2 separate regions of the Homo sapiens genome follow, and region 2 is linked to region 1. A link is a loop called in an ENCODE intact Hi-C map of the cell type or tissue named here. Cell type or tissue: GM12878. All regions are shown on one strand. Links, peaks and the distances in the headings refer to the core of each region. The heading gives the core; the rest is flanking DNA. Region 1 overlaps LOC401312 (a long non-coding RNA gene). Region 2 has its middle 30 kb from the start of IL6.

Region 1 (15,870 bases), core at 6,950-11,949:
CCCCTACCCCCATTTGAATGTGTATCTTTTCATTTGGATGTGTTCTTGTGGAATGTCCATTTTATTTGTATGCACTTATTTTAAATTCTGTAAATGATATTATAGTATCCCTTCTAGCCTCTTTCCTACTTTTTCATTAAGCACTGTGGTTTTAAGATCTATCCATGAGGCTATGTATGTTTCTAATCTGTTGCTGCTAACAAATGATAGTATTTCATGGTGTACACATTAATCAAGGTAGCCCAGGCTATGCCGAAGTAAAAACCCCCAAATCATAGTGGCTTAATAGACAAATTTTTTTTTTTTTTTTTTTTTTTTTTAGACGGAGTCTTGCTCTGTCACCCAGGATAGATGGCAGTGGTGCAATCTTTGCTCACTGCAACGTCCACCTCCTGGGTTCAAGCAATTCTCCTGCCTCGGCCTCCTTAGTAGCTGAGACTACAGGTATGCACCACTGTGCCCAGCTAAGTTTTATATTTTAGTTGAGATGGGGTTTCATCATGTTGGCCAGGCTGGTTTTGAATTCCTGACCTCAGCTGATCTGCCCTCCTTGGCCTCCCAAAGTGCTGGGATTACGGGCATGAGCCACCGTGCCCAGCCCTGTTGATTGTTTATTCATGTAGAATCCTCTGTAAGTCTGGCTGTTCCCTCCATAGGTCATGGAAGCTCTATTTTTTTGTTTGTTTCTTTGTTTTTGAGACAGGGTCTTGCTCTGTCACCCAGATTGGAGCGCAGTGGTGTGATCTCAGCTCACTGCAACCTCCACCTCTCAAGTTCAAGTGATCCACCCACCTCAGCTGGGACTATAGGCATGAGCCATCACCCCCAGCTAATTTTTGTATTTTAGGTAGAGATAGGGTTTCTTCACATTGCCCAGGCTGGTTTTGAACTCCAGGGCTCAAGCAATCTGCCCACCTAGGCCTCCCAAAGTGCTAGCATTACAGGTGTGAGCCACCATGCCTGGCCAGGGAAGCTCTTTTTTAAGCCACAACTCAGAGATCCCTTCTACTTCCATTTCATAGCTATGTCACTGGGAAATTATGACTTTCAGGGTTGCTAAAGGAGAGAAGAAAAAAATATAGGGAATCCATATCCATTCTTACATTCTTCAGACTTGAAGTACACATATCACTGCTATTCACAGCACATCGACCAAAACTGTTGAATGGCCCCGACCAACTGTGGGAGGGGCTAGGAAATGTGAGAAGTGTGTTGGCAGCCAGTGAGCCATAAATGTCTCTGATACAGTGAGTATCCACCATATTTTATCTACATACTGTCCAAGTGGTGGACATACAACCCCCAGCTGACACAAACAATGCTGCAGTGAGTATCTTTGGCCTAGAATCTCATGAACCTAAGTGAGAATCTTTTTGGAAAGTTGTAGTAGGTTAAATGGTTCTCAGAAAGATAGGTTCACATCCCAACCCCTAGAACCTGTGAATGTGACCTTACTGGGAGAAAGCATCTTTGAAAATGTAATTAAGGATCTTGAAAAGAGATCACCCTGGGTTATCCAGGTAGGTCCCAAATCTAATGACAAATGTCCTTCTAAGAGACAGAAGAGAAAACGAAAAAAGAAGGCAGAGGCAGAAAGTGGAGTGGTGCAGTCATAGTCAAGGAGCACCTTGAGCTGCCAGAAGCCAGAAGAGATAAGGAATAATTCTCCCATAGGGCCTTCAGAGGGAATGCAAATTTTATTTCAGATTTCTGGCCTCCAGAACTGTGAGAGAATGAATTTCTATTTTTTAAGACACCAATTTTGTGGCACTTTATTAAGGTAGCCCTAGGAAATGAATACATAGTTTGGTGACTAGAAATGAGGTGCTACTGTAACAAATACCTAAAACTGTGGAAGTGACTGTGGAATTAGGTAATGTGCAATTACCCAAAGCTGGAAGAATTTTGAGGCAGAGGATAGAAAACTTCTGGATTCTGGTAAGGGCTCAGAAGGAAGTAGGGTACATGGTAGACAAAGCTTCTATTGTCTAAGAGAATACAAATATTGCTGTAAACAGAATGTTGCTAGAAGGAAATGAAGAATGTGTTACTGAAAGCTGAAGGAAAGGTCATCTTTTATATACGGGCAGAAAAGTTGGCTGAATCATGTTTTCTTTGTTGTATGGAAAGCCTAATTTGTAAGCAATAGCTTGAATATTTCTGAGTAGAAATAAAAGCAGACTTCCGAGAAAAGTATTAAAGATGCAGGCTGGTTTTTCCTTGCTGCCTATAGTCAAATAAATACAAGCAAAAAGATAAGATAAGAAAGGAACTGTTAGATAAAAATGAACAAGCACTTTTATTTTGGAAGTTATCAGTCTACCCAGATTGCAAAGGATGCTAAAGTTAGGAAATTCTGTTAGGAAGCGTGTTCTAGAGAGAAGATCAAGGATGTGGCTGGACAACCTTTTGCTGAAGAGATAAAGCATGACTCATGGATACACTCAACCACCTCACCAGAAGCCAAAAATAGAAATGAGTTACTCATGGGAAATCTGTGGAGAACCCTTTTGTCTAATGGCATGAATCCCTGGACCCCCACAGGAGAACCACAAGGGTTTTGAGAATGTTGTATCTGCAGACTGCCAGCTTGAACTTTTAAAAGGATAGAAGCAGGATGAAATGTGAGAACACTATCAGACTTCCAAACTTCTACAGACAGAAAGTGGGCCAGTAGAGCTAGTCAGCTGTAAATATTTGCTACCATTTAAGAAAATGAAAGAATGATCCTGAGGCCACTGTAGGTCCAAAGGATAGACCACTGTGGACTCAGAGGATAGGGCTACCACAAACCCAAAAGGCAGAACGGCCATGGGCCCCAAGGGTGTGTTGAGTGACAGAGGATTATTCTCAAGGCTTGAGACCTAATGAAATTTGCCCTGCTCAGTTTTGACTCCTTTGGGATTGGTGACCTCTTTATTCCTTCCATTTAATATTTTTTGGAATGGAAATGTCTATCCTATGCCTAGCCCACCTTTGTATTTTAGATACTTGTATTTAGATAACTTGTTTCCTAGTTTCATAGGTCCAGAGATGGAGAGGAATTTTGCCCAGGATAGACCATACAGATTTCAGCAACACCTGATTTAGATGATGCAATTTGTAACTTTTTGAGTTGGTGATGTTTAGATTAGATTTGGAACTTAAAGTTGATGCTGGAATGGGTTAAAACTTTTGGAAATGTTGGCCTGGGGCCATGCTGCTGCTGTGCCCTGCCTTCTGTGGCCCAAGCCACCACTGCACTTCATCCTCTCACCAGAGCCCATGCCACTGGGGAACACCCCAGAGTTTTCTGGGGCCCATCTCTGCTGCTGCTCTGAATACTCATACCCCAGAACCCAGTGCTGCTGCAACTGCCTGCAGGCCATACCAGACCTGGCACCAAGAAGGATCCCCTCGGTTAGGACTTCTTTCCCTAGAGGAAAAAGAGCTAACAGGGAGATCCCAGAAGTCTTTGCCGCCAAGGATCCCAACAGCCTTTGCTGCTGCTGCCATAACTTCAGATATCTGTAGCCTTGGCTGTCTAGGACTCCTAGAGTTGTCCCCAGTGCTGACCTCAATGATAGAGCTGCATGAAGAGTACACCACAGCACACTCTCTGAAACCAGAGCTGCTGTACCCCACCCAACTGGCGTTCCCACACCTTCCTGGAGGTGAAAGTATTTCCCCCACTGAGGCTAATCTGTAATGTCTGGAATAGGTGACTGCTCCCTCAAGTGTGCAGATATCAATGCAAAGCCACAGGAAATACAAAAAGTCAAGGAAACATGACACTACCAAAGGAGCACAATAATTTTCTTATAACTGACCCCAAATAAATGGAGGTCTATGAATTGCTTGAAAATGAATTCAAAATAATTATTTTAAAAAAGGTCAGTGGGATACAAGAGAACACAGGTAGATAACTCCACAAAATCAGGAACATAATGTGTGAACAAAACTAGAAATTCAACAAAGAGATAGAAATCATGAAAAGAACCAAAAAGAAATCTTGGAGCTAAAGAATACAATGAATGAAATGAAAAATGCAGTAGAGGACTTCAACAGCAAAGTCAATCAAGCTGAAGAAAGAATCTGTGAACTTAAAGACAAGCCTTTTGAAATTATCTAGTTGGTGGAGAAAAAAGAAAGAAAAAGTAAAAAAAAAAAAAAAAGCTATGGGACTTATAAGACACCATTAAGTGCCACAATATTTGCATTACAGGGGCCTCAGAAATAGAAGAGAGAGAAAAGGGAAGAAAGCTTATTTAAGAAATAAGGCTGAAAACTTATTAAACCTTGGGAGATACAGACATTCAGATTAATGAAGCTCAAAAGTTCCCATTCTCAACCCAAGTAAGTCATGACAGAGACATATATATATATAATCAAATTGTCAGAAGTCAAAAAAAAAAAAAGAAATTCAAAAGCAGCAAGACAAAAGTGACATATCAGACACAAGAGAATCTTCATAAGGCTGTCAGCAGATTTCTCAGCAGAAACTTTACAGACTAAGAAAGAATGGGATAATATATTCAAAAGGCTGAAAGAAAAAACTGTCAATCAACAATACTTTCTCCAGAAAAGCTGACCTTCAGAAATGAAGGAGAGATAAAGACTTTCCCAGATAAACAAAAGCTGAGGGAGTTTATCACCACTAGACCTGTCTTACAAGAAATGCTAAATGGAGTTCTTCAAGCTGCAATAAAAGGACACAGTTACTAAGATGAAAATATATGAAAGCATAAAATTTGCATGTAAAGGTAAATATTATAGTATAATATTATACTATAATATTTACAGTATTTATAGTATTATAGTATAATATTTGATATTTTATGTTTGATAAATATAGCAAATTCATGATATTCTCATATGTAATGGTATGTAAGTCACTTTTAACTCTATAAAGGTTAAAAGATAAAAGTACTAAAAGTATAACTACACTATTTCATTAGTGGATACATAATATAAAAGATGTAAATTGTGACTAAAAAAAACCCATAAAATGCGGGGTCAGAGAGAGGCAAAAGTATAGTATTTGTATGCAACTGAAGTGAAGCTGTTATCAGCTTAAAACAGACTGCTATAAGATGTTTTATGTATGCCTCATGGTAACCATGAAGCAAAAATCTATAGTGTATACAAAATGATGAAGAGAACAGAATCAAACATACCACAGCAAAAAAAAAAAAAAAAAAAAAAAAAAAAAAAAAAAAAAAAAAAACCCCACAAAGGAAGACTGCAAGAGAGGACAAAACGTACAAGAAAACTACTGCATAGTCAGAAACAATTAACAAAATGGCAGGCTGGCACAGTGGCTCATGTCTATAATCCCAGCACTTTGGATGGCTGAGGCAGGAGGATCACTTGAGGCCAGGAGTTCGAGACTACCCTGAGCAACATAGCAAGACTCTGTCTCTACAAAAAATTTTAAAGAATTAGCTAGGCATGGGAGTACACACCTGTAGCCCTTGCTACTCTGGAGGCTGAGGTGGGAGGATCACTTGAGCCCAGGAGTTTCAGGAGTTCAAGGTTACAGTGAGCTATGATAGTGTGATTGTGCCACTGCACTTCAGCCTCAGTGACAGAGCAAGACTCTGTCTTTAAAAAATAAAATAAAATAAAACAATAAGTCTTTACTATCAAAAGTGACTTTAAATGGATTAAATTCTCCCATTAAAAAATAGAATGGTTGAATGAATTAAAAAGAAGACAATTATATGCTTCCTATGAGAGATTCACTTTAGCTTCGAGGATACACATAGGCTGAAAGCAGAGGGTGGAAAGAGATATTTCGTGAAAATGGTAACCAGAAGAGAGCAGGAGTGGTTATACTTATAACAGAAAAAATAGACTTTAAGTAAAAAACTGTTACAATAAAAGAAAGAAGATAATTGTTTAATGATAAAAGAATCACTTCATCAAGAAGATATAGCAATAGTAAAGATTTATTCACCCAACATTGGAGCAACTAAATATATAAAACAAACATTAACAGAACTGATAATATTAACATAAACTGATAATACCAATACACTGTCATTAGTACAACATTAACTGGTAATATTGGTATAAATCAAATATTAACAGAACTGGTAAGGAGAAATAGTACAATAATAGTAGAGGACTTTAATACCCAACTGTCAACAATGGATAGATTGTCCAGATGGAAAATCAATACGGAAACATTAGGTTTAAACAATCCTATAAACCAAATGGAATCAACAGACATATACAGCACATTCCATCCAACAGTAGCAGAATATACATTCTTCTCAAGTGTGCATGGAACATTCTCCAGGGTGGATCATATATTATGTCATAAAACAAGTCTTAATAAATTCAAGAATATTGAAATCATATCAAGTATCCTTTCCAACCATGATGGTATAAAACTAGAAGTAAATAATAGGAAAACTGGAAAACTCACAAATATGTGGAAATTAAACAATATACTTTTGAGCAATCAATGGGTCAAAAGAGAAACCAAAGGGAAATTAAAAACATTGAGACAAATTAAAATGGAAACTCAACATACCTAAACTTATTGGATGCTGCAAAAGTAGTTCTGAGGAAGACGCTTGTAACAATAAACACCTATTTTAGGAAAGAGAAAGATCTCAGAAAACAACCTAACTCTATACCTCAAGGAACTAGAAAAAGAGCAAACTAAGCTCACAGTTAGCAGAAGGAAGGAAATAACAAAGATCAGAGCAAAAAATAAATAAAATAGAGATTAGAAGAATAATAGGAAAGATCAACAAAACTAAAGTTTTTTAAAAGACAAGATCGACAAACCTACACTGACAAAAATTGACAAAATTGACAAACTAAACAATTTTAGTTTGGCAGCCAAAATAGACAAAGTTAGACTGAGAAAAAAAGAGAGAATACTCAAATGAAATCAGAAATAAAAGAGGAGACATTACAACTGATCCCACATATATGCAAAGAATCATAAGAGAATAGGATGAATAGCCAACAAATTGGGTAACCTGAAAGAAATGAATAAATCCTTAGAAACTACATCCTACCAATACTAAATCATGAATAAACAGAAAATCTGAGCAGACCAATAATGGGTAATGAGATTGAACCAATAACAAAAATCTCCCAACAATGAAAAGCCTAGAAACAAATGGATTCATGGGTGAATTCTGTCAAACATTTAAAGCAGAATTAGTATGAATTCTTCTCAACCTTTTCTAAAATACTGAAGAAGAGGGAACGCTTCCAAATTCCTTTTATGAGGCCAGTGTTACCCTGATATCAAAGCTAGACAAGGACACTAAAAGAAAAAAAACCATATACCAGTATTCCTGATAAACATAGATGCAAAAATCCTAAATAAAATACTACCAAATGGGATTCAACAGCACATTAAAAAGATCATTCACCCCAAACAAGTGGATTTATCCTTGGGATGCAAGGATGGTTCAGCTTATGCAAATCAGTAAATGTGATACACCACATTTAAGAATGAGGGATAAAAATTATATGATCATCTCAATAGATACAGAAGAAGTATTCTATAAAATCACCCTCATTTCATGATAAAAATTCTCATCAAAAAGGGTATAAAAGGAAAGTACCTCAATGTAATAAAGGCCATATAGGACAACCCCACAGCTACTATCATACTCAATGGTGAAAAGTTGAAAGCTTTTCTTCCAAAATCAGAAGCAAGACAAGGATGCCCATTCTTGTCATTTCTATTCAACATAGTGCTAGAAGTTCTAGCCATAGTAATTAGGCAAGAAAAAGAGATAAAAATATCCAAACCAGGAAAGAAATTAAATAGTTTCTGTTTGTAGATAACATGATCTTGTACATAGAAAACCCTAAAGATTCCACCAAAAATCTGGTAGAACTAATAAAAGAATTTAGTAAAGATGCAGGATACAAATTTAACGTATAAAAATCACTTGTGCCTCTGACACTAGCAATAGAATATATGGAAAATTAATAATTTATTAAGAAATTAGGAAAACAATTGCATTTATTGTAGAATCAAAAAGAAGAAAATACCTAGGAATGAATTTAAGTAGGTGAAAGATCTGTGCACTGAAAATTATAAAACATTAATGAAAGAAATTAAGGAAGACTGAAATAAATAAAAAGATATCCCGGGTTCATGGATTAGAAGAAATAGTGTTTGTTAAAGTGTCTATACTACTCAAAGCAATCTTCACATTCAATGCAATCCGTATAAAAATTACAGTGACATATTTTACAGAAATAGAAAAAGAAATTTTAATTTGTATGGCACCACAAAACCCTGAATAGCCAAAGGAATCCTGAGAAATAAGAACAAAGCTAGAGGAATCACACTATCTGATTTCAAATTCTCTTATAAAACTATAGTAATCAAAACAGTATGGTACTGGCATAAAAACAGTCACAGACCGGTGGAACAGAACAGAGAGCCCAGAAATAAACTCAAGGAAATATGGTCAACTAATCTTGTACAAAGTATCCAAGAAGACACAATGGGGGAAAGCATAGTCTCTTTTATAAGTGGTATTAGGAAAATGGAATAGCCATATGCAAAAGAATGAAATTGGGCCCTTTTATCATACAAAGAAACAAACTAAAAATGGATTAAACACAAGCCTGAAACCAAAAATTCTAGAAGAAAACATACGGGAAAAGCACCTTGACATTGGTCTTCATAATGATTTAGTAAATATAACACCAAAAACATGTCAACAAAAGCAAAAGTAAACAAGGGGAGCTACATCAAACTAAAAATATTTTGTGCCACAAAAGAAACAACAAAATTAAAAGGCAACCTATGGGATGGAAGAAAATATTTGCAAACTATATATTTGATGAAAAGTTAATGACCAAAATATATAAGGAAGTCATATAACCTCAACCTCAATAGCAGAAAACAAAATAAAACAAAACAAAAAACAATTTAAAAATGGGCAAAAGACCTGAATGTCTATTTTTTCAAAGACAACATACAAATGACAAACAGGTACATGGAAAAGTGCTCAACATCACAAATCATCAGGGAAATGCAAATCAAAATCACAATGAGATATCACTTCATGCCTGTTAGGATTGCTATTTTCAAAATAGGAATCCTATTTTGAAAAATAGTAAAAGATAGTAAGTGTTGGTGAGGATTTGGAGAAAAGGGAACTCCTGTACACTGTTGGTGAGATTACAAATTTGTGCAGCCATTATGGAAAGCAGTTTGGAGGTTTCTCAAAAAATTATGACCCATCAATCCCTTTTCTCAATATGTACCCAAAAGAAATAAAATCAGTATTTCAAAGAGATATCTGCACTCCCATGTTCATTGAAACATCATTCACCATAGACAAGATATGGAAACATCATAAGTGTCCTTTAACAGATAAATGGATAAAGAAAATGTGATTTATATACTTATTATATTTATAATGAAATATTATTCAATGTTTAAAAAAAGAAGGAAATCTTATTATTTGTGACAACACGGATGAACGTGAGGACATTATGCTAAATGAAATAAGCTAGACACGGAAAGATACGTACTGAATCATCTCACTTATGTGTAGAATCTAAGCAAGTTGAACTCATAGAAACTGAGAGTAAAACGGTGGTTGCCGGTAGTTGGGTGGAGGGGGAGAATGGGGGATTTTGGTCAAAGGGTAGAAACTTTCAGTTATAAAATGAATAAGTTCTGGAGATGTACTGTACAGCATGGTGACTATAGTTAACAATAAGGTATTGTATGCTTGAAATATGCTAAGAGTAGATCTTAAGCGTTCTCATCACCAAACCCAAAAAGCGGCAATAGCAACAAAAAAACCAGGTAACTATGTGAGGTAGCTATGTTAATTAGTGTGATTGTGGTAATCACTTCATAATGTTTATATATAACAAAATGTCATGTTTACAACTTAAATTTATAAAATATTTATTTGTCAATTGTACTTCAACAAAACTGGAGGGGGAAAAAGTGAGACCTAAATAAAAGTTAGGGAGAAGGCATTTTAGATAGGGGGACTGGCTCAAGCAGAAGAACCAAGACAGGAGATAGTATGGCACATTTACAAGCAGGAAACCTATAGCTGGCATAGCGGTGACACTCAAGTGAACAATGGAAGATGAATTTGTAGGAATGAAAATATTAGACTAAGAATTTTGAACTATTTTCTCTAGACAACAAGAAGCTATAGAAGATTTTTAAAGGGGTGGAAACTTGTGGCATTTGAGGAAAATTAATCTGTCAGTAGTATAATATGTAAATACATAAGCTATGGGAAACGTCGGGAGAATAGATAATGTATCTGTCTTATCCATCATTGTCTCCAAAGCACCTAATTCAGTGCCTGGCATGAGGTCCGAGTCAAAGGAGATAATTTGTGAAACAATAAATGAAAGAAGTATTGGCAAAGTTCAGTTAGAAGGCTATTGCACAAAACACCCAGTGTTACGAGCTGAGGCTAGGGTAGTAAAGAAAAGGAATGGCTACATGCGGGAAACTTCACATAGGAGAATCTGTTGTGTATAGTGACTAATCACATATCCAGGGAGAGGGAGAAAGTGAAGTCCAGCATGACGTGAGTGCTTGGGAGGGAAAGGTCCAGAAGAGGAGTTGTTTGGATAAAATGATAATGAATTTGGCATTATTCATACATTTATTCATTCACTCATTTATTTATTTTATTCAGTCAAATGACAGCATTTTAGGCAGAGGGAAAACATAAAGGAAGTAAAGCAGGAAAGAGCTTAGTTACTTCAAGGCATTGAAAATATGACAGTGAAGTGGAGCTTGGTGTGCAAGGAGGAGAGTGTTGCCGCATGAGATGATAGAGTATGTAGGTGCTGAGCTGTAGGGAGTGGGAAACAGAGGCCTAGAACTCTGGTGAGACGTTAGATTGGGAGATACTTAATTACTAGTGGAGATTCTAGACAATTTCTCAATGGCCTTCAGAGATTGCTTGGCTCTGTGGGAAACCTGGTGAAATGCTTTTCAGATACCCATGTCTAAAGTTAATTTAGCATATTGTTCCAGGACAATGAAGCAGAGACTGCTGTGTAGGTGGCAGTTTGATAATCCCTCGCTGTAGTGACCTGGTCATAGGCCTTAAACACCGTAATTTTTTTTTTTTTTTTTTTTTGAGACGGAGTCTCGCTCTGTCGCCCAGGCTGGAGTGCAGTGGCGCGATCTTGGCTCACTGCAAGTTCCGCCTCCCGGGTTCACGCCATTCCCCTGCCTCAGCCTCCCAAGTAGCTGGGACTACAGGCGCCCGCCACCATGCCCAGCTAATATATATATATTTTGTATTTTTAGTAGAGATGGGGTTTCACTGTGTTAGCCAGGATGGTCTCGATGTCCTGACCTCGTGATCTGCCCGCGTCGGCCTCCCAAAGTGCTGGGATTACAGGCATGAGCCACCGCACCTGGCCCAAACACCATAATTTTATATTTATGTATCAAAATATTAAAACCAACCATCTTTTATACATAGGGGAGGCCATATGGTATTATGGTTGTAAACTCTAAAGTCAGACTGCCTGAGTTTAAATCCTTGCCCTGCTACTTCCTACTTGTGTGATCTTGGGAAAGTTTCTTAACCTCTCTGTGTCTCATACTCTTCATTTCGAAAATGGTGGTAATCGTAGTGCCTCCTTAATGGGTTTATATGGAGTATTGGATGAAATGGTTTATATCGAGTGTTAAGATCAGTGTCTGGTATATAAAAATGTTTAATAAATATTAGTACTGTTATGATTAGTGAAACCACTTACAAAACATAAGTTGGAGTATGTTTAAAAATAAAAAATAAAATAAATAACGCAATTTAAAAATGGGTAAGGGAACTGAATAAGCATTTCTCAAAAGATATACAAATGGCCAACAGATATAAGAAAAAATGCTCAACATTGCTAATCATTAGGGAAATGCAAATTAAATCCACAATGAAATATCACTTAACACCTGTCAGAATGGCTGTTATCAAAAAGATGAAAGATAAGTCTTGGCAAGGATGTGGAGAAAAGGGAATCCTTATAAACTGTTGATAGAAATGTGAATTAGTCCAACCATTATGGAAAACTGTATGGAGGTTCCTCAAAAAAATAAAAATAGAATTACCATATGATCCAGTAATTTCATTTCTGGGCATTTACCCAAGAGATTTGAAATTATCTTGTACTCCCATGTTCACTGCAGCACCATATGCAATAGTCAAGTTATGAATCAACCTATGTGTCCATCAACAGACAAACGGATAAAGAAAATATGGAATTGAATACTACTCAGCCTTTAAAAACTGGGTGCAGTGGCTCACGTCTGTAATCCCAACACTTTGAGAGGTCAAGGTGGGAGGATCTCTTGAGGCCAGGAGTTTGAGACCAGCCTGGGCAACATAGCAAGGCACCATCTCTACAAAATTTTTCTCTAAAAATTAGACATGGTGGGGCACACATGTAGTCCCAGCTACTTGGGAGGCTGAGGCGGGAGGCCCCCTTGAGCCCAGGAGTTTGACGCTGCAGTGAGCTATGATTGCATCACTCCAGCCTGGGTGACAGAGCGAGACCCTGTCTCAAGAAATGAAAAACAGGCAATAGTGTTGGCTCACACCTGTAATTCAGCACTTCAGCAGACTGAGGCAGGCTGATCACTTGAGGCCAGGAGATTGAGATCAGCCTGGCCAACATGGCAAAACCCCGTCTGTACTAAAAATAGAAAAATTAGCCTGGCATGGTGGCACACACTTGTAATTCCAGCACTTTGGGAGGTCAAGGTGGGCAGATCACTTGAGGCCAGGAGTTTGAGACCAGCCTGGTCAACATGGTGAAACCCTGTCTGTACTAAAAATACAAAAATTAGCTTGGTGTGCCATTGCTTGGACTCAGGAGGTGGAGGTTGCAGTGACTGTGCCACTGCACTGAAGCCTGGGTGACAGAGTGAGACTCTATCTCAAAAAAAAAAAAAAAAAAAAAAAAAAAACCATGAAATTCTGTCATTTGCAACAACATAGATGGAATTGGACAACATGCTGAATAAAATGAGCCAGGCACAGAAAGACAATTACCTCATATTCTCACATATATGTGGATTCTAAAACACTCGAATTCATAGAGCAAAGGGTAGAGTGGTGGTTACCGAGGCTGAGCGGGGGCAGGAAATGGAGACATGATGGCCAAAGGGCATGAAGTCTCCGTTAGACAGGAGGAATAAGTGTTTTTTCATTGAGCTTTATTGCATAGTGTGGTGAATATATTTAATAATAGTGTACTGCGTATTTCAAAATGGCTAAGGGAATAAATTTCAAATGTTCTGACCACAAAAAATGATAAAAGTATTTGATATGAATCAAAGTATTTGAGGTAATGAATATGTTAATTAGCCTGATTTAATTATTTCATATTGTATTCATAAATCATAGCATCACTTTGTACTCCATATAGTTATAAATTATTAATTTACAATAAAATTTAAAAAATAAACTTAAAAAAGGAACCAATACAGATATTCACTCAACAAAGGTCATAGTTATGAATAGATTTTGTTAAACTAAGTATCTGCCAGATTGGTCTCCACATTGATTGTACCAGTTTATAGTCCCACCAACAGTGCACATAAGTGCCAACATTTCTGCCAACACTTCCTATTACACAGCTTTCTAATTTTCTACTAGTCTAACAAGTATAAATCAAAATCTCACCATTTCTTTAATTTTCCATTTTACTGATTATCTTTTACTTTGAGTATTTAATGGTATACTTGATAGTTTTTTTGGTTTTCTTTTTTGGAAATTGTCCATTTATAGCCTTTGCTGATTTTCCTGTTGGGACTGCTTTCTTTTTTTGACCTTCAGGAATTCCATGTATATTCATTCTAGTTGCCATCTCTCATTGGTTTTAGACATTACAAATATCTTTCTCTATTTTTTTAATTTTTTTTTTTTTTTGAGACGTAGTCTTGCTTCGTCGCCCAGGCTGGGGTGCAGTGGCACGATCTTGGCTCACTGCAACCTCTGCTTCCTGGGTTCAAGTGATTCTCCTGCCTTGGTCTCCCAAGTAGCTGGGACTACAGGTGTGCACCACCACGCCCAGCTAATTTTTGTATTTTTTGTAGAGATGGGGTTTCACCATATTGGTCGGGCTGGTCTCAAACTCCTGACCTCCGGTGACCACCCACCTTGGCCTCCCAAAGTGCTGGGATTACAGGAGTGAGCCACTGTGCCCGGCCTTCTTTCTCTATTTTTCAGCTGTCCTTTAATCTTGTTGATAGGTCCTTAATTGAAAAGAAGTCCTTAATTTATTTCTTTGATTGCCCTCATCCATGTCAAATTATACTAACACCTTTTACTGTCTTTGTTGGAATTTACTAAATGATATGACAATGTCATGTTAGATGCCTTGTTCTTGTTTCACTTACCCTTCAGCTGTTGTACATTACTTTTTTCTGAACCCAGTAAACTGTGCAATCTTGGATTTAGTAAAAGTCAGGAAATGGCAGGCCTTATTCAATAACAGAAAACACTGCAACTAATCAGGAACATTTGGTACTCCAGCACATTTCCTTGCAGTCAGGCTGCTCACATGTGGATTTGATGTCCTGTGGTTGGGCCAGAAGTTACAGCCTCCTCTCAAGGGCCCCTTAGGGTACCTGCTGAGACACATCAGGGCAAGCAGCAAACAGCTCTTTGGCCATTAGTGCAAGTGACAGCAGGTGTGAACAGAACAAGCAACAGCTGGACAGGAGCTCAGGGGTCATGCAGTTCGACCCCCATTTTACAGATGCAGGAAGTGGGGCCAAGGGAAATAAATGAGCTTGTCCTAGTCACACAGCTGTCAGTGAATTGCTAGGACTAGAACCCAGATCTCTTGACTCCCAATTAGCGTGTTTTCAGTTTTTCTGCCTTCCCCAAGAGGATGTCAGAAATCATTTTTTGAAGGGCTCTCAATCGGATCTTGGACTTAATCCAGGAGGTCAGCAGCCTCCAGAATTTGGACCCATTTAACCTCTCCAACCTTATCTTTGGCCATTCTGAGTTAGTACCTGCCTCATTCCTCTAAAGCTCCATGCTCTACTCTTACCTTTAGGCCGTTACATATGCTGTAGTCATGCATGATCATGCCAGGCATCCCCTTCCTTCTTCTCCCTGCTGATCTCACCCTTCAAGTGCTCATCTTTGGAGATGTAGTACTACCTCTTTCATGCCACTACTAACTAGCATTAGTCTCTCCCTTCTTTAGGTTTTCATAGCATCTGTGGTCTACACAAATGCAATTTAGGCTTGATTATATGCTACCTTTGTTTTCTGGAATATTTCTGTTGTACAACTGAGCAAATCACTTAATGTCTCTGTGCCTCACTCGATGTATTCACTAATAAAAAAGGAAGATTCATAAATCATCTCTAAAGATGCTTCCGTATAACAATCTATGTCTCCATAAGATTTTACACTCCTCAAGGAAAGGGACTCTTTTTTCTATTTCTGTTGAAATTCCCTTAGTCTACTTGTTCTCAGCTGGGGACAAATCTGCTCCTTAGGGACATTTAACAATGTTTGGAGATATTTCTTGGTTGTCACAGCTGGGGAGGGAGGTGCTTCTGAAATCTAGTGAATAGAGGCCAGGGACGATGCTAAACATTCTACAATGCACAGGACGGCCCTCTACGAAAAGGGGGTTTTCCTGCTCAAACTGTCAATAATGGCAAACTTGAGAGATTCTGCCTTAGTCTCTAAGCCAACACCATGAACATATAGTAGACACTGAACAAATACTTTTGTCTTTCATTCAAAGAGGATTATCCTCATAGAAGGAATGCTGTCAGATATGGAGCTGTCAGGGGAATGAAGAAAAGCAAGTGAGCACTCTTGCAAAACAAAATGCTAAGCCAGAGAAGAGAATCTAATTTTCCTTAGTCAA
Region 2 (15,870 bases), core at 4,335-9,334, 58 kb before region 1:
CCTTGGCGCAGTGGCCAGATTTCCAGCACTTGTAGCAAGCTCCTGGGGGAGGAGGTTCTGGAGGAACGCCTGGCTGCTGTGGTTCAGGTATTTGGAAGTTCTTGTGTGCTGGAGATGTGGCTGGGGTTTGTCTCACAGTGGAGGCAAGGAATTGCAACTTTTTTCTATTTTTGTACACCTTGAAGGTGAGGTTAATTAAGTCCTGTTGTGGGGTTTGAGGGCCGGAATTTAATTTTTGGAGATTTATTTAAAGTCGGGAGTGGATTGGGTAATAAAATGTGTGTTGAGAATAAGACGGCCTTTTGACCTTTTAGGGTCTAGGGCTGTAAAGTGTCTCAGGGTTGCTGCCAAATGAGCCATGAACTGGGCTGGGTTTTTCATATTTCATGAAAAAGAGCCTAAATGCTCTCTTATTTGGGATAAAGAAAAGGAGCATTAACCTTGACTATGCCTTTAGCTCCAGCTACTTTTTAAGAGGAAATTGCTGGGCAGGTGGGGGAGGGCTAGTCATGGAACGAAACTGTAAGCCAGACTGGGTGTGAGGAGGGGAGGTGATAAAAGGATTATAGGGTGGAGGAGCAGAGGCTGAGGAAGAATTGGGACCTAGCTGGGCCTGGCATGGAGGAGAGAGGTCAGATGGGTCTGTAGAAAAGGAAGATTAGAAAGACTCGGCGACACTTGGGGTTGGGACTGAGGGGACAGGCGGGAAGGAAAGAGGGAAGATTTGGGACGAGTTGCATTGGGAACACAGACTAGGGAGGACTGATGTGTAAAAGAATGCCTGGACGTCAGGCACCTCAGACCACTTGCCCATTTTATGACAAGAATTATTTAGATCTTGTAAGATGGAAAAAATGAAAGTGCTGTTTTCTGGCTGTTTGGAACCACTATCGAGTTTGTATTGGGGTCAAGCGGCATTGTAGAAGAAAATAAGGCCTTTAGGTTTTAGGTCAGGTGTGAGTTGAAGAGGTTTTAGGTTTTTAAGAACACAGGCTAAGGGAGAAGAAGGGGGAATGGAGGGTGGAAGTTTGCCCATAGTGAAGGAGGCAAGCCTAGAGAAAAGAGAGAGTAGAGACACGGAGGGAAGGGGTTCGGGGGTTCTTACCCTCCAGAAAAGTGGGAAAGGGGTCGGGGTGTGGAAATAAAGGGTTGGGGCACAGAGATAAGGGGTCAGGGTGTGGAGATAAGGGGTCAGGGCGTGGAAATAAGGGATCGGGGGGTTCTTGCCCCCTAGAAAAGCGGCACTTGCCACTCAGGGTGAAGGAGAAGGGGTTGGGGGGTTCTTGCCCCCCAGAAAAGCGGTACTTGCTGCTAAGGGTGAAGGACCAAGGCAGTCGTCCCTGCGTGGTTGGACACCTCTGAAACGTGGGTGAATAATCAGGCAGGCGTCCTCGCGTGATAAACATCAAGGGAAGACTGTCTTCCCGAGTCCGTGACAGGCACCAGAGTTTTGGGTCCACAGATAAAATGCGTCTCCTGTCTCTACCAGAAAAGGAAAGGAACTGAAATTAAGAGAAGGGAGAGATTGAAGGGTGGTGCCAAGATTGAAAGGAGAAAGTGGTCGAGGGATAGTGAGAGAGGTTGGAGAAGAGAGTAAGAAGAGGCCGCTTACCCAATTTAAAATTAGTGAGATGTTCCTTGGGCTGGTGGGTCTGAGGACCCAAGGTCGTAGGTGGATCTTTTTCATGGAGCAAAGAGCAGGAGGACAGGGGATTGATCTCCCAAGGGAGATCCCCCAACCTCCCAAGGAGGTCCCCCGATTCGAGTCATGGCACCAAATTTCATGTGCGTCCGTGTGAAGAGACCACCAAACAGGCTTTGTGTGAGCAACAAGGCTGTTTATTTCACCTGGGTGCAGGCAGGCTGAGTTCGAAGAGAGTCAGCAAAGGGAGATGGGGGTGGGGCCATTTTATAGGATCTGGGTAGGTAAAGGAAAATTACAGTCAAAGGGGTTGTTCTCTGTCGGGCAGGAGTGGGGGTCACGAGGTGCTCAGTAGGGGAGCTTTTGAGCCAGGATGAGCCAGGAGAAGGAATTTCACAAGATAATGTCATCAGTTAAGGCAGGAACAGGCCATTTTCACTTCTTTTGTGGTGGAATGTCATCAGTTAAGGCAGGAACCGGCCATATGGATGTGTACGTGCAGGTCACAGGGGATATGATGGCTTAGCTTGGGCTCAGAGGCCTGACAGTATCTTCCTGACCAGTGAAATGAAAGGAGCAAGAGCCCCGCTGCTTTCAACTTTCCCCTCAACCTCACACCTCCCCTCTGGAATTTTGACTTGGGAGGCAGGATTTCCATAACCCACATATCTGACCCTCTGCAAGCCCTCTGGGTTTCCTCTTCTCTCCAGAGCCCATCCAGCCTGAAGGTTAGGCTTTTATTTCATTTCTCCTTCCTCTCTGCTAGAGACTTCTCCAGGGCTTATCTTTTGTCTAAACTCTAGTGCAATATCTTAGTCTAAATGCTAAGTACAAGTTCAGGGAGAGAAATAACCTTGCTGATACAGAAACAAAAATTGAGAAATACTTCAAAAATTACCTACAGTGATCTATTTTTTATTAGTTTAACAATCCAAAGTGAGATCATATTACATATAATGCTCTGTTACTTCTGCTTCCATTTAATATTTCTTGAAGATTTTTCTATACTCATGTACACATATCTACCTCATTCTTTTTTTTTAAGAGCAGCATAGAATTCCATACAAAGTAATTTATTTAGTCTCCTACTGATGGACATTTAGGTCATATCCAGTTTTCTGTACAAACAATGCTCTAGTGAACATTACTAAATACAGCTTTGTGGTGTTTTGCATATTTGTGTGAGTATATCCTTTGGCTATATCTCTAGCAATGAGATTGCTCGACTAACTGGTATGTGCATTTAAGATTGACTAAAAAGGGCCAGGCGCGGTGGCTCACACCTATAATCCCAGCACTTTGGGAGGCCGAGGCAGGAGGATCATCTGAGGTCAGGAGTTCCAGATCAGCCTGGTCAATATGGTGAAACCCTGTCTCTACTAAAGAAATACAAAAATTAGTTGGATCTGGTGGCATGAACCTGTAATCCCAGCTACTCTGTCGGCCAAGGCAGGAAATCATTTTGACCCGGGAGGCAGAGGTTGCAGTGAGCAGAGATTATGCCACTGCACTCCAGCCTGGGCGACAGAGTGAGACTCTGTCTCGAAAAAACAAAAACAAAAAGATTGGCTAAAAAGGTTTTAGCACTTTATCTTATCTACTGATATGAAGTTATGCTTTTCCCTTAAGAGAATGGGTTTTTGTTGTTGTTTTAAAATTTTTTTTAATTTTTTGTAGAGACAGGGTCTCACTATGTTTCCCAAGCTGGTCTAGAACTCCTGGCCTCAAGCAGTCCTTCCATCTCAGCCTCAGCCTCCCAAACTGTTGAGATGACAGGCGTGAGCCATTGTGCCCAGAAGGGGAATGGTTTTTATAACTATGTCAGTGATTAATAGAACATGAGAATACATTTGGAAGAAAAGAGGGGAAGAAATAGGAAGGAAGGAGAAATAGGAATGATTACCAATGCATTGTGACAGATAAGATTCATGGGTGTTGAGAATCCTATAGACTGGGTGGGAATTCTAACTCTGCCATTTATTAGCTGTGTGACCTCAGTTTTCCCATTTCTATGGGCTGCTGAGAAGATAAATCACTTAATGCATATAATGTATTTAGAATTCCTTAACTGCTTGCTCTTAGTACTTTTATTATGCACCTAGTACTATGCTAAATAATTTAACATGTCCTTGGCACTGATGGGAATGAAAAAGGGAGTACTAGACTTTATTGTAGGCTAGTTGGGAAAACACAGCAAGCCCATTAGAAACTATCAGGAAACAACAAAGACCCAAAGCTCTAAGTGCTCTACAAATCCAGGTCTACTTTGGATTATTTTTGTGTGGCTAATTTATGTGGATTATTTAGGTAGATAATTTTTTAAAAAATCAGTTCCAACAAAATAACTTCTTATTTTTTGTTTTTTTGAGGCAGTCTCGCTGTGTCACCCAGGCTGGAGTGCAGTGGTGTGATCTTGGCTTGCTGCAACTTCCGCCTCCCGGGTTTCAGTGATTCTCCTGCCTCAGTCACCCAAGTAGCTGGGATTACAGGCACACGCCACCATGTCCAACTAAATTTTTGTATTTTTAGTGTAGACAGGGTTTCACCATTTTGGCCAAGCTGGTCTATAATGCCTGACCTCAAGTGATTTGCCCTTTGCGGCCTCCCAAAGTGCTGGGATTACAGGTGTGAGCCACCGCACCCGGCCCCAAATAACTTCTTTTTGTGTGTTTGATGTCTTGAAGAGCTCTCTTTAATTTTGCACGGGTTTCTTGAAAGCATTTCATAGGTCATATGACAGGTTGATATGTCAACCTTATTTTTTAAAAACTCAATTATATGTTTGTCACGGTTTCTAGAGAGTCAACATCCTGAAATTCTTTTAAAAATGTTATTAGTATATGTGTTAAAAAACAGCTTTAGAGTAAAGTTGAGGTAGATTTGGTTCTCCCATTTGGCTTCAAAGGGAAATTTTAGGCTTGTTTGTAGGATTTTTTGTTTGGTAAAATGTGAGAGTCCTGTGTGTGTCCCTGGTTGAGGATGTGGTGGTGCCTGCCCTGGGTCAGCAGAGGAAATGATGAAATAATGAAACTTAACTGTAGCACTCTCCAACTAGGAGATAAGGGGACAGCTACAGCTTTTTCCCAAGCCTGGCCCACTTACATGCTGAAGTATCACTGGCGATGCTATGGAAATTCTGTTTGGGACCATCTCCATTCACTCCTTTTACTCATATCTTACAGTTTTAGAGTGAGTCAGACCTGGACTGGAGCCCTCATTTTGGCTCTGCCTGTACCATCTTAGGCAAGTCTTTTAAATCTGTGCTTTTTCATTATCCAATGCAGACAATTGTCCATGTATGTGCATGTTCACAAGCACTTCAGGAGATTCTGATATGGGAGGAAGGTGTGAAGGACCTTTCAGGGAACTGAAATCCACAGAGGTGAACTGACTTGCCTAACACCACAGAGCTCATCAGTTTCCAGGTGCAAGTCGATCCAGAGTTTTCCAACTTTCTCTATTGATCCTCTAGTGTTGTCTCCTACTATAAGAGTTCAAAAGTTCTTCAGCAAGAGACACCCTAGACAGACCCATCATTCAGCTCAAAGGTGCACCAGCTCACCTGCCTGTCCTCCTTCCCAGCTTTTGCCAGCGCTACTGTCTTCCTCCTTAAGCCCCAGTAAAAACCTGGCAGTCATGGATTCCATGGATTCCTTCTCCTGTACCCCATATGTAATCTTCTGGAAGTCCTGTTGTTGTTGTTGTTGTTGTTGTTTTTGAAATAGAGTCTCGCTCTGTTGCACAGGCTAATGCGACAGACACAGGCTCTGTCGCACAGGAGTGGAAAGGCTCGATCTTGGTTCACTGCAACCTCTACCTCCCAGATTCAAATGATTCTCCTGCCTCAGCCTCCTGAGTAGCTGCTGGGATTACAGGCGCCCACCACCAAGCCCAGCTAATTTTTGTATTTTAAGTAGAGACGGTGTTTCACTGTGTTGGCCAGATGCCCAGCTAATTTTTTGTGTGTGTGTATTTTTAGTAGAGACAGGGTTTCACCATGTTGGTCAGGCTGGTCTCGAACTCCTGACATTGTGATCCGCCCGCCTTGGCCTCCCAAAGTGCTGGGATTACAGGCGTGAGCCACTGCACCTGGTGTCCTGTTGGTTTTAAACTTGTAAATAACTTTCAGATTTATCTACTTCTCTCTGACTCCACCACCAAGTCTCCATCACCTCCCATGTGGACGATAACTTTCTATCTGGTCTCAGGGCAAACTTTTCACAATGTGAATCTCCTCTCTCTCCATCACCTGTTTTAGAACCGTCAGACTGGGTGTGGTGGCTCACGCCTGTAATCCCAGCACTTTGGGAGGCCAAGGTGGGTGGATCACCTGAGGTCAGGAGTTTGAGACCAGCCTGGCCAATATGATGAAACCCTGTCTCTACTAAAAATACAAAAATTAGCTGGGCATGGAGGTGGGTGCCTGTAATTCCAGCTACTTGGAAGGCTGAGGCAGGAAAACCATTTGAACCCAGGAGGCGGAGGTTGCGATGAGCCGAGATCTTGCCATTGCACTCCAGCCTGTGCGATAAGAGCAAAACTCTGTCTCAAAAAAATAATAAATAAATAAATAAATACATAAATAAAAACCTTCAATGGTTCCCTATAGCTGTTAGTTTGGAAATACAACATGACATAGCCTCCCATGTCCTGCAAGGTCCTGCTCTTCAGTCTTAACCTCATCCCATTCTCCATCATTCTCCCTTCTGTGCGTCTTCTTCCAGCTCTCTGAATGTGTCAGCTCCTCCCTGCCACAGGGCCGCTGTGCATGACACCCACTTGCTGGAATACTTCTTTCTCTCTTCCTCCTCCTTTGCCCAGTCAGCTCCTACTCATCCTTCAGTTCTTACCTCAAGGCTCCCTTTCTTAAGAAAACCTTTTTAACTGCTTCCGGTTTGTTGGGTTCCTGTTACAGGCACTCCTAGGCACCCTCCCCCACTTTTTCTATATGCGTGCTCATCACAGTCTGTAATTAATACACTCATTTGTGTAACTACTTGATTAATTTCGGTCTTTCCCATCATATTATATATTCTACAAAAGCAAATAATGGGACTGATTTTGCTCAGTCCCTGAGGTACGAGTCACTGTTGTTCCCCTAGCATCTAGAACAGTGCCTGGCACGCAGTAGATCCTCAATAAAAAAAAATTGTTTAATGAATGAATGATGTTTATGTCCAACTCTTCCCTAAATCTCCCTTGATGTATCCTATCTGGCCCCCGTCACCCAAGGCTCATCTTTCATACATTTACACTTAGTTCAGCCATGTTAATACATGTGTATCTTTTATGTTCTCTTTATTGTAAGGTAACTTCTATTTAATATATTCCTTCTTGGCCATCTTTATTGATACTTTCTAATCTGAGTGTCTCAGATAGGAAATAGCAGGGACCTCGTGACTGTGAGGAAGGGAAGTACTTAGTAAATTACCCTTCCTCTCTCTCTTTTACTGAACTGCTGGGGAAATCCCTTTGATCATTAAAACCAGAAACAGAGTCAGGCTGGAGGCCACAGACTGTCATGATTTGCATCAAAGCTTGAGCCCTAGATAATGAGGAAAAGAAAATGGAAATCTGTAGCTCTTCATAATCCACTGAATTCCTTTGCCTGTGAGAATCATAGCACTAGGGTGCTCTCTGAGACCTTTGGATTGATCATGTCACAAATTTCATACTATTGTAAATCATAATTGCAAATTGCTTTAGGCTATAATCTATGCCTAGACAGACTCTAAAATTAGTAGATGGTTAAATCAGGCCAAACTATTGGCCTGAGGGAGAGATGGGGTGGGGAGGCTCTGAGATCTTCCCTGGGGCAGCTGGGAGTGTCCCAGAGAACCAGAAAGTTGGCATTGTGATATTAGGGACTATCCGAGATAAGGTATGTGGTGCCTTTGCACTTCATGCTTAGAATGTGCTGACAATTCTAGAGAGCAAATAGGCACTTATGTTTTAGTTGGGAAAGAAATAACCTGCATAGCTCTCCTTTTCTCCAAAGCACAGGCAAATTGGAATCTGCCTACTTGTTTATTAACATATTCCAAAGGTCTATCAAACCTTTAGAAAAGGGGCCATTTATTTTATTTTATTTCCTTTTTTTTTTTTTTTTTTTTTTAGACAAGGGTCTCACTATGTTGCCCAGGCTGGTCTTGAGCTTCTAAGCTCAAGTGATCCACCAGCCTCGGGCTCCCAAAGTTCTGGGATTACAGGCATGAGCCACTCCACCTGGCCAAGGGACATTTCTTTAAAAATGCAATCCTGAGTAGAAGATTCTATAACATACACTCACTGTTGGCAAAGAAAGGGAGCTTTTTCTGAGTACCTTTTGTTGCAAAACCATTGAATTCCTGCCTGTTGAACTCTAACAAGTTTGTGACATGAGAAAAGACACAAAATCGATTGAACCCACCAACTCTGTTGGCTGCTGCTTCTGTTTAAGTAACTTCAGTACTAGAGCTGGGAAATCATGATCCAGAATTTAAATATAAGCACATTCCCTATTGTAACCTTCATTGTACTTTTACTCTTCCTTTATGGACCTCATTACAATGTGTAATCATTTGTTATTTGTGTTTTTTTGTTTGTTAGTTTGTATTAAGAGAACTGAATTGTGCCTTTTCTACTAGACCTTAAATTCCACGGGAGCAGGAAACTCTATTTTGATGACTTCTGTATCTGTTTGACCTAGAACCATCTTTGTATAGGGAGATGCCCAGTAAGCATTCACAGGTGTCAACCGCTGAGTCTCTGCTGCAGCCTGAAGGCAGTCATCATGATCATCTCCATTTTATAAATGAGGAAGCTGAGCACAGAAAGGTTAAGTAATTTGCTAGTCACTTGAGGAGCCAGGATTTGAACCTAATAGTTTGGATAGATAATTACACTCTTCTGCCACAAATAAACATTTGTTAAAAGAATGAAGGCTCCACAGGGGCAGATTTGGAGTAGCCCTGGCTATGCTATGTATGAATCACTCAGGCAGACATTTTTCAGTGAGCTGGGAAGTCCTGATTACGGTGTGCCTGAGCTAGCGGGTGTTAGGTGAGGGACTGGGGAGGGTGTGGTAAGTGGAGCAGGAAAGTCTTGTCAGAGGTACTTCAGAAGCCAAGGAGGTCTGGCCTAGTCTATTTCATACTACTCCTTTTTTTCTGGATCAAGAGTTAAAGTTCAGGCTGTTTTTATTCCTGGAAGCAGAACGGCCTAAGTGGGAGAAACCTTGAATGTATTTTCAAGGTTCCTGAAACCAGACTTAAGAGCTTGTGTGCTTTCCAATTGTGTAAGTGGTTCTAACCCTCTCTGATACCATTGACAATCTAGAGTAGGTTCAGGGAGATTCACCCTGACTTGTGACATGCCCTCTTTCTTAAATATGATTTTATTTTTTTAACTAGGTCTTTAAGATTTTTTTTAAAAAACTAGGTCTTCACAATTATTCATGCTTATAGCTTTTGAAAAAGAAACCAACCAGTACAGAAGGATACAAAGTGAAAGAAAAAAAAAAAAACTCATTCTCATTTATTTTTCCAGATGTCTTTTTTGTACTTATCAGTACATATCAACCACTGTATAGTCTCACATTGTTTTCACGTAAATGGGAACATACTATGTTATCTGTTCTGAATTTTTTTCTTTTTTAAAAATTTGAGGGGACTGCTGGGTTATGGTAGCTTGAACACATAATTTTGTTGTATTCCAAAAACTCCACTAAAACTGCAGAATGGAGGCTGGGCACAGTGGCTCATGCCTGCAATTCCACCACTTTGGGAGGCTGAGGTGGGCGGATCACTTGAGCCCAGGAGTTCAAGACCAGCCTGGGCAACATGTCAAAATCCTGTTTCCACAAAAAATACAAAATTTAGCCAGGCATAAAATACAAAATTTAGCCAGGCATGGTGGTGCATGTCTGTAGTCTCAGCTACTCAGAAGACTGAGGCGGGAGGATTGCTTAAGCAGAAACACATAAAGATATGGACCCTGCGCCACCCAGATCAGTCTACAGAGAAGGTCAAAATCAGTGAGCCCCATCCTCAAGGCTTCCAATCAACATAGACAACCAGCTATGTAAGGACATCATCTAACACAGGAAAGTCCAAAATAAACAGAAAAGTAATTTGTGCAGGTAGAAGAAACATGACATTAATATCCTCAGGGAAAATATTTCTTCATGCACAAGACTACACCCTAGAGAATGTGACCTGTGCTAGCAGAAACACATAAAGCTTCAACAATTCCCGGAAAGAAAGAGAGAACAGAGAACATGGAGGAGATAACATTTTTCAGAACTGATGGGCGTGGATTTTGAGGTTAAAGGGTCCCAGTGATGTTCAGTGTAATGGATGAAAAAATACCTCCAGCATAATGTGAAATTTTATCACATTAGGGATAAGGAAGATTCTATAAGCTCCCAGAGAGAAAATAAAACAACAATAAAAAAAAAAAAAAACAGATCACGCACAAGAGATCAGCAACTTCTTACCAGCAGCACTGAAAGCCAGAAGACAACGGACAATGCTTTCAAACATGTGAAGGACATTTATTTCCAACCTAGATTTCTATTGCAAGCCAAACTGTGGATCAAGTGAGAAGAGAAAACAAAACAACACATAACAAAAAGATAATTTCAGGCAGGCAACTCAAAAAAACATTTTTAAGTCTTCTTTCTCAGGAAGCTCCTGGAGGATACATTTCATATGGATGAGTAAATAAGCCAAGAAAGAGGAAGGCATGGAATACAGAAAGCAGAAGATCCATCGCTGTGGAGAAGGGAAAGGGAATCTCCTGGAGAGTGGTGAAGGGAGATCCCAGGATGACGATTACACATTAATTGAAGAGGGCAGTCAGTACAGATTGGAACATCGTGACTCAGGAGGTGGCTTGAGTACTGTCATTGCCAAATCTTCTGCCATTATACTTGTCTTTTTAAAAACTGGTAGGAAGCACATAACATAAAATTTAATATCCCCCAAATTTTAAATTGTACTGTTCAATAGCGGTAAATATATTCACATTGTTGTGGAACAGATCTTTAGAACTTTTTTATCTTGCAAAACTGAAAGTCTATACCCATTGAACGATAACCTCCTAGGCCCCCTCCCTTTAGCCTGGTAACCACAATTCTACTTTCTGTTTCCATGAATTTGACTATTTTAGATACCTCATGTTAGTGGATCCAGAGAGTATTTGCTTTTGGTGACTGACTTATTTCACTTAGCATAAAGTCCTCAAGGTTAATCCATTTTGCAGCATGTGACAGATTTTCTTCCATGTGAAGATTGAATAATATTCCATTGTATGTACATACCATATTTTGATTATCTCTTTATTCACTGATGGACATTTAGGTTGCTTCCACCTCTTGGCTATTGTGAATACTCTTGCTGTGAATATGGATATGCAAATATCAATTTGAGATTCTGCTTTCAATTATTTTGAATCTATACTCTGAACTGGGATTGCTGGATCATATGTTACTACTATTTTTAATTTTGTGAGAAACCACCACACTGTTTTCCTTAGCAGTCGCACCATTTATAATCCCAGCAACAGTATACAAGGGTTCTAATTTCTCCACATTTTTGGCAACACTTATTTATTTTTTTATAGTAGCCATTCTAATCGGTGTGAAGTGATATCACGTTGTGGTTTTGATCTCCATTCCTCTGCTGATTAGTGATGTTGAGCACCATGACTGTTGGCCATTTGTATGTCATCTTTGGTAAATGTCTGTTTGAGTTCTTTGGTCACTTAAAAAATTGAGTTATTTGATTTTTTTGATGCTGAGTTACAAGAGTTCTTTATACATTCCAGATATTAATCCCTTATCAGATATATGATTTGCAAATATTTTCTTTCATTTTGTAGTCTACCTGTCCATGATGTTGATCGTGTCCATTGATGCACAAAGTTGTAAAGTTTGTTGTAGTCCCATTTGCCTATTTTTCCTTTTGTTGCCTGTGCTTTTGGTGTTACATTCAATAAATCACGGCCAAATCCAGTGTTATGAAGCTTTTTTCCAAATTTTCTCTTCTTATTGTTTCTTTTCTTTCTTTTAATTATGTGGTGTTTTTTTTAAATTTGTTTTTCATATCCTTTCTTCTAGGAGTTTTATTGTTTTGGGTCTTATTTTTAATCTTTAATCCATTTTGAGTTAATTTTTGTAGATAGTGTAAGATACTGATCCAACTTCATTCTTTTGCAGGCAGGTATCTTGTTTCCACAGCACCATTTGTTGAAGAGACTATCCTTTTCCGTTGATTGGTCTTGGTTCCCTTGTCAAAGATCATTTGACCATATATGTGAAAGTTTATTTCTGGGGTCTCTATTCTATTCCATTGCTCTGTATATCTGTCTTTATGTCAGCACCATGACATTTTGATTATTGTTGATTTGTAATATGTTTTAAAATCAGGAGTTGTGAGTCCTGCAAATTTGTCTTTTTTTTTTTTCAAAATTGTTTTTGCTATTTGGGGGTCTCTTGAGGTTTTATATGATTTTTAGGATGTGTTTTTCTAATTCGGCCACAAATTCAGTAGGAATTTTGATAGGATGCATTGACTCTGTGCATCACTTTGGGTAGTACAGACATATACTACTAGAAGATTAGTTTGATTGGAATGAGGTTACAGACCAGGTGCAGTGGCTCATGGCTGTAATCCCAGCACTTTGGAGGCTGAGGCCAGTGGATCGGATCACTTGAAGTCAGGAGTTTGAGATCAGCCTGGCAAACATGGTGAAGCCCCGTCTACTAAAAATATAAGAATTAGCCAGCTGTGGTGGCACACATCTGTAATCCCAGCTGCTCAGGAGGCTGAGGCAGGAGACTCGTCTGAATCTGGGAGGCAGAAGTTGCAGTGAGCTGAGATCACGCCACTGCACTCCAGCGTGGGCAACAGAGTGAGACCCTGTCTCAAAAAAAAGAGTATAAAGCAAGCAAGTAGAAGAGGGGAGACCATTGGAAATTGATAAATTGATGGGACTGACTAGCGGAACACTGCACTGAAAGGCCATTTGCTGGTGTGGAAGAGTTAATATAATAGGTATAAAGATTCTCAAGATAAGCTTAAAAAATGGCAATTATTAAATTCAGGGAAAAGAAACAAGAATAAACACTTTCATAGCACACTGCAATGCTTGCTGTGATTAATATTTGCATGGGAATATAATGCAAATACTGAATAGTTAATCAAAAAATATAATGTATTATAAAGTCATAAAGAGAAAGTACAGTCCTAGGAGAGCTAGACCATCATTTACCCATTGTAGGAAGTCAATAATGAATCAAAAAACAGCAGAATTCTGTTTAGAGCTGTGTTATCCAATATGATTGTCACTAGCTTCAATAGCCATATGTGACTACTGAGCACTAGAAATGTGGCTGGTCCAAATTGAGATATGTTGTTCGTGTGTACTACTCACTGAATTTTGAAGATTTAGTAAAGAAGAAAAAAAAAGAACATAAAATATCTCATTAAGAATTTTTACCTGGGCACAGTGGCTCATGCCTGTAATCCCAGCACTTTGGCAGGCTGAGGCAGAAGGATTGCTTAAGCCCAAGATTTCGAGACCATCCTGGGCAACAAAGTGAGATCCTGTACCTACAAAAAATAAAAAAAAAATAGCAGGACCTGGTGGCATGTGCCTATAGTCTCAGCTGCATGGGAGGCTGAGGCTGGAGGATTGCTTGAGCCCAGGATTGCAGTGAGACATGTTCATGCCACTGCACTCCAGCCTGGGCAGCAAAATGAAACCTTGTCTCAAAAAAAAAAAAAAAAAAAAAAAAGAATATTTATATTGATTACATGTTGCAATGATATATTTTGAATGTATTAGATTGAATAAAAGATTTTATTAAAGTTCATTTTACCTATTTCTTTTTTCTTTTTTTTTTTTCAGACAGAGACTCACTCTGTCACCCAGGCTGGAGTACAGTGCCACAATCTTGGCTCACTGTAATCTCTGCCTCCTGGGTTCAAACTATTCTTGTGCCTCAGCCACCTGAGTAGCTGGGATTATAGGCGTGCACCACCACGCTTGGCTAATTTTTGTATTTTCTGTAGAGATGGGGTTTCGCCATGATGGCCAGGCTGGTCTCAAATTCCTGGCCTCGACTGATCTGCTAGGCTCTGCCTCCCAAAGTTCTGGGATTACAGACGTGAGCCACCATTCCTGGACCTATTTCTTTTAATTATTTTAAATGTGGCTACCAGAAAATTTAAAATTACATATGTGGCTTGTATTATACTTCTATATTTTGTATTTGCCAAAAAATTCATTTAAATAAATAAAATCACATGTGTCCCAGAAACAACAGTACTGGTTTAGAAATAAGGTGATGAGTAAATGCCAGAAGATATCACAGCTAAGATAGTGAGACAAGAGTGTTTCTGGGGAAGGAACCAGGGAACTGGGGAGGAGAACAGGGAATTATGATATTTCATTTTAAGAATCTTAATGTCATTTGACTTTTAAAATAAGTTCCCGTATATGACTATGAAATACAATGTAATTAAAATATATTTATGACTGGTTTCCTGATCTTTTTAAGGAACTACATAATACTTTACGATGTGAAGTTACCATGATTGCTATAATCAGTCTCTCTTTTTGATGGATACTTAAATTGTTTCCAGATTTTTTTGCTATTTCAAATATTGCTTTAATGAATATCTCTGAATATGGATCTATGCCATATTAAATCTGCAAGATAAATATCCAGAAGTGAGATTTCTGGGACAAAGGGTATGTGCATTTACAGTTTTGATAGGTCTATCAAATTTCTCTTATGAGAAATTGCACTGGTTTATACTCCCACAAACAATAGATGCTTCTCCACGCTTTGATCAACATTGAATATTATTCATTTTTTAGTCCTCACTCTTTTACTGTTATTCGTGGATATTGAGCATCACGTGTATAGTGTCCCCTTTATGTTGATGTCCTTTGTTTTTCTTTGGCCTGCTGTCTTTCTAAATGATTTGTAAGAGTGGATAGATAATTTCTTAGTGAATCCTGAGGGCTGTTGTAAATGTCAAAAAATGTTTGTTCTCCTAAAGAAAGACAAATCCAGGAGCGTCTGTTGAGGACATAGGTGAGAATGCTAATGTTGGCCACATTTCACATTTGGCAAAAAAAAAAAAGTCATTTAAATACATAGGACTACATGTGTCCCAGAAATAAAAACAACCAACCAATCCTGCTAAAACCCCAGCAAATTATTAGGGTGATAAAAATTGTTTTGAGGGAGAAAGTAATTTTGTGGCAAGAAGCAAATTGATTTTTAGTTTTTTAGATCTGTTACCTCTTTCCTGACCCACTGTTTAATTTCATTCTTAGTTTCCATAATTTGTCTTCAACCCCAACCTTATAAAAGTGCTGTCTCTTCCAGTTTGAATATTTACACACATGCATCCTCATTTTTATAAAAACTAAGAAATGGTTTTCCCACTCCATGTTATTCTTTCCCTTTACTCCCTAGCAGTCTTCAGGAGCAGCAGCTGCTTCCAAGACAGGGTTTGGGCAGTTGAAGATATTCCTGGTCGGCTGAGGATGCATGCAGGTGTTAGCAGTCCTTAGCATTCTGTCAAGGGAAAGAGTGGTTTCTGATATAGCAGTAGCTAGGGATAACTTACTTAGATAACTTCTCTTTCCCGTACATTAGTAGTAAGATAACTTCGTAAAAGTAAAGAAGAGAAATGTGCCATAGGGTGGAGAGATATGTGATGGATGTTTGTAACTTACACCTATCAACACAGATAGGTAATAACTAAGAATCCAAAAATAAACCTCTCTCCATTGTTTGTAGAAACACAGGACCAGAAAGCCGCATATAATGTCACAGAGTACATATCTTTGTCACTAGGGAGGTTTCCCCTCCACACTACCCCAGACAGTGGGTTGGGCATCCTCCTGCTCTTAAATGTCTCTAGGGGAGGAAGAGCTCCATCACCATTTTCAGAAAACCACTTGGGTGCCAAACTCTCCTGCAAGTCAGAAGGTTCTTGTTTCATTTAGTTGAGATTATTTGCTCTTGTATCCTATTGTGAACATGGAAAGAGACCTGACCGCTATTCATAACCTAATAGTCTTCCACTGGCTTCTTTTATCACTTCTATGCTGTTTCTTCAAACTAAAATAATCCTCTTCAGTGACGCATTTTTTCCCCTCTACATTCGTGAATGATGTCAAAGCGCTGTTCTGACTTATCTCTCCATATGACACCCAAATTATCC

Evidence for each region. A loop is a pair of places that touch in the nucleus more often than their neighbours do. Peaks named below come from ENCODE experiments on the same cell type or tissue, not always from the same donor. Only the 100,000 strongest peaks of a DNase experiment are listed, where the experiment ranks them.
Region 2: it touches region 1 in a loop (4-fold over the local background); 2 of 110 quality-filtered maps call a loop at or near these places.

Annotation. Positions count from the first base shown.
Region 1 is chr7:22,634,204-22,650,073 of GRCh38, reverse strand. LOC401312 (a long non-coding RNA gene) reads left to right here. Exons shown (of 5, transcript NR_122075.1): 5 at 1-114. Among named protein-coding and RNA genes, the nearest start is that of STEAP1B-AS1, 79 kb to the right of the region's middle. In GM12878, for the core only: no CTCF peak of the experiment used is centred there; a DNase peak (open chromatin) is centred at 9,593.
Region 2 is chr7:22,689,677-22,705,546 of GRCh38, reverse strand. No RefSeq gene overlaps it. Among named protein-coding and RNA genes, the nearest start is that of IL6, 30 kb to the left of the region's middle. In GM12878, for the core only: no CTCF peak of the experiment used is centred there; a DNase peak (open chromatin) is centred at 7,126.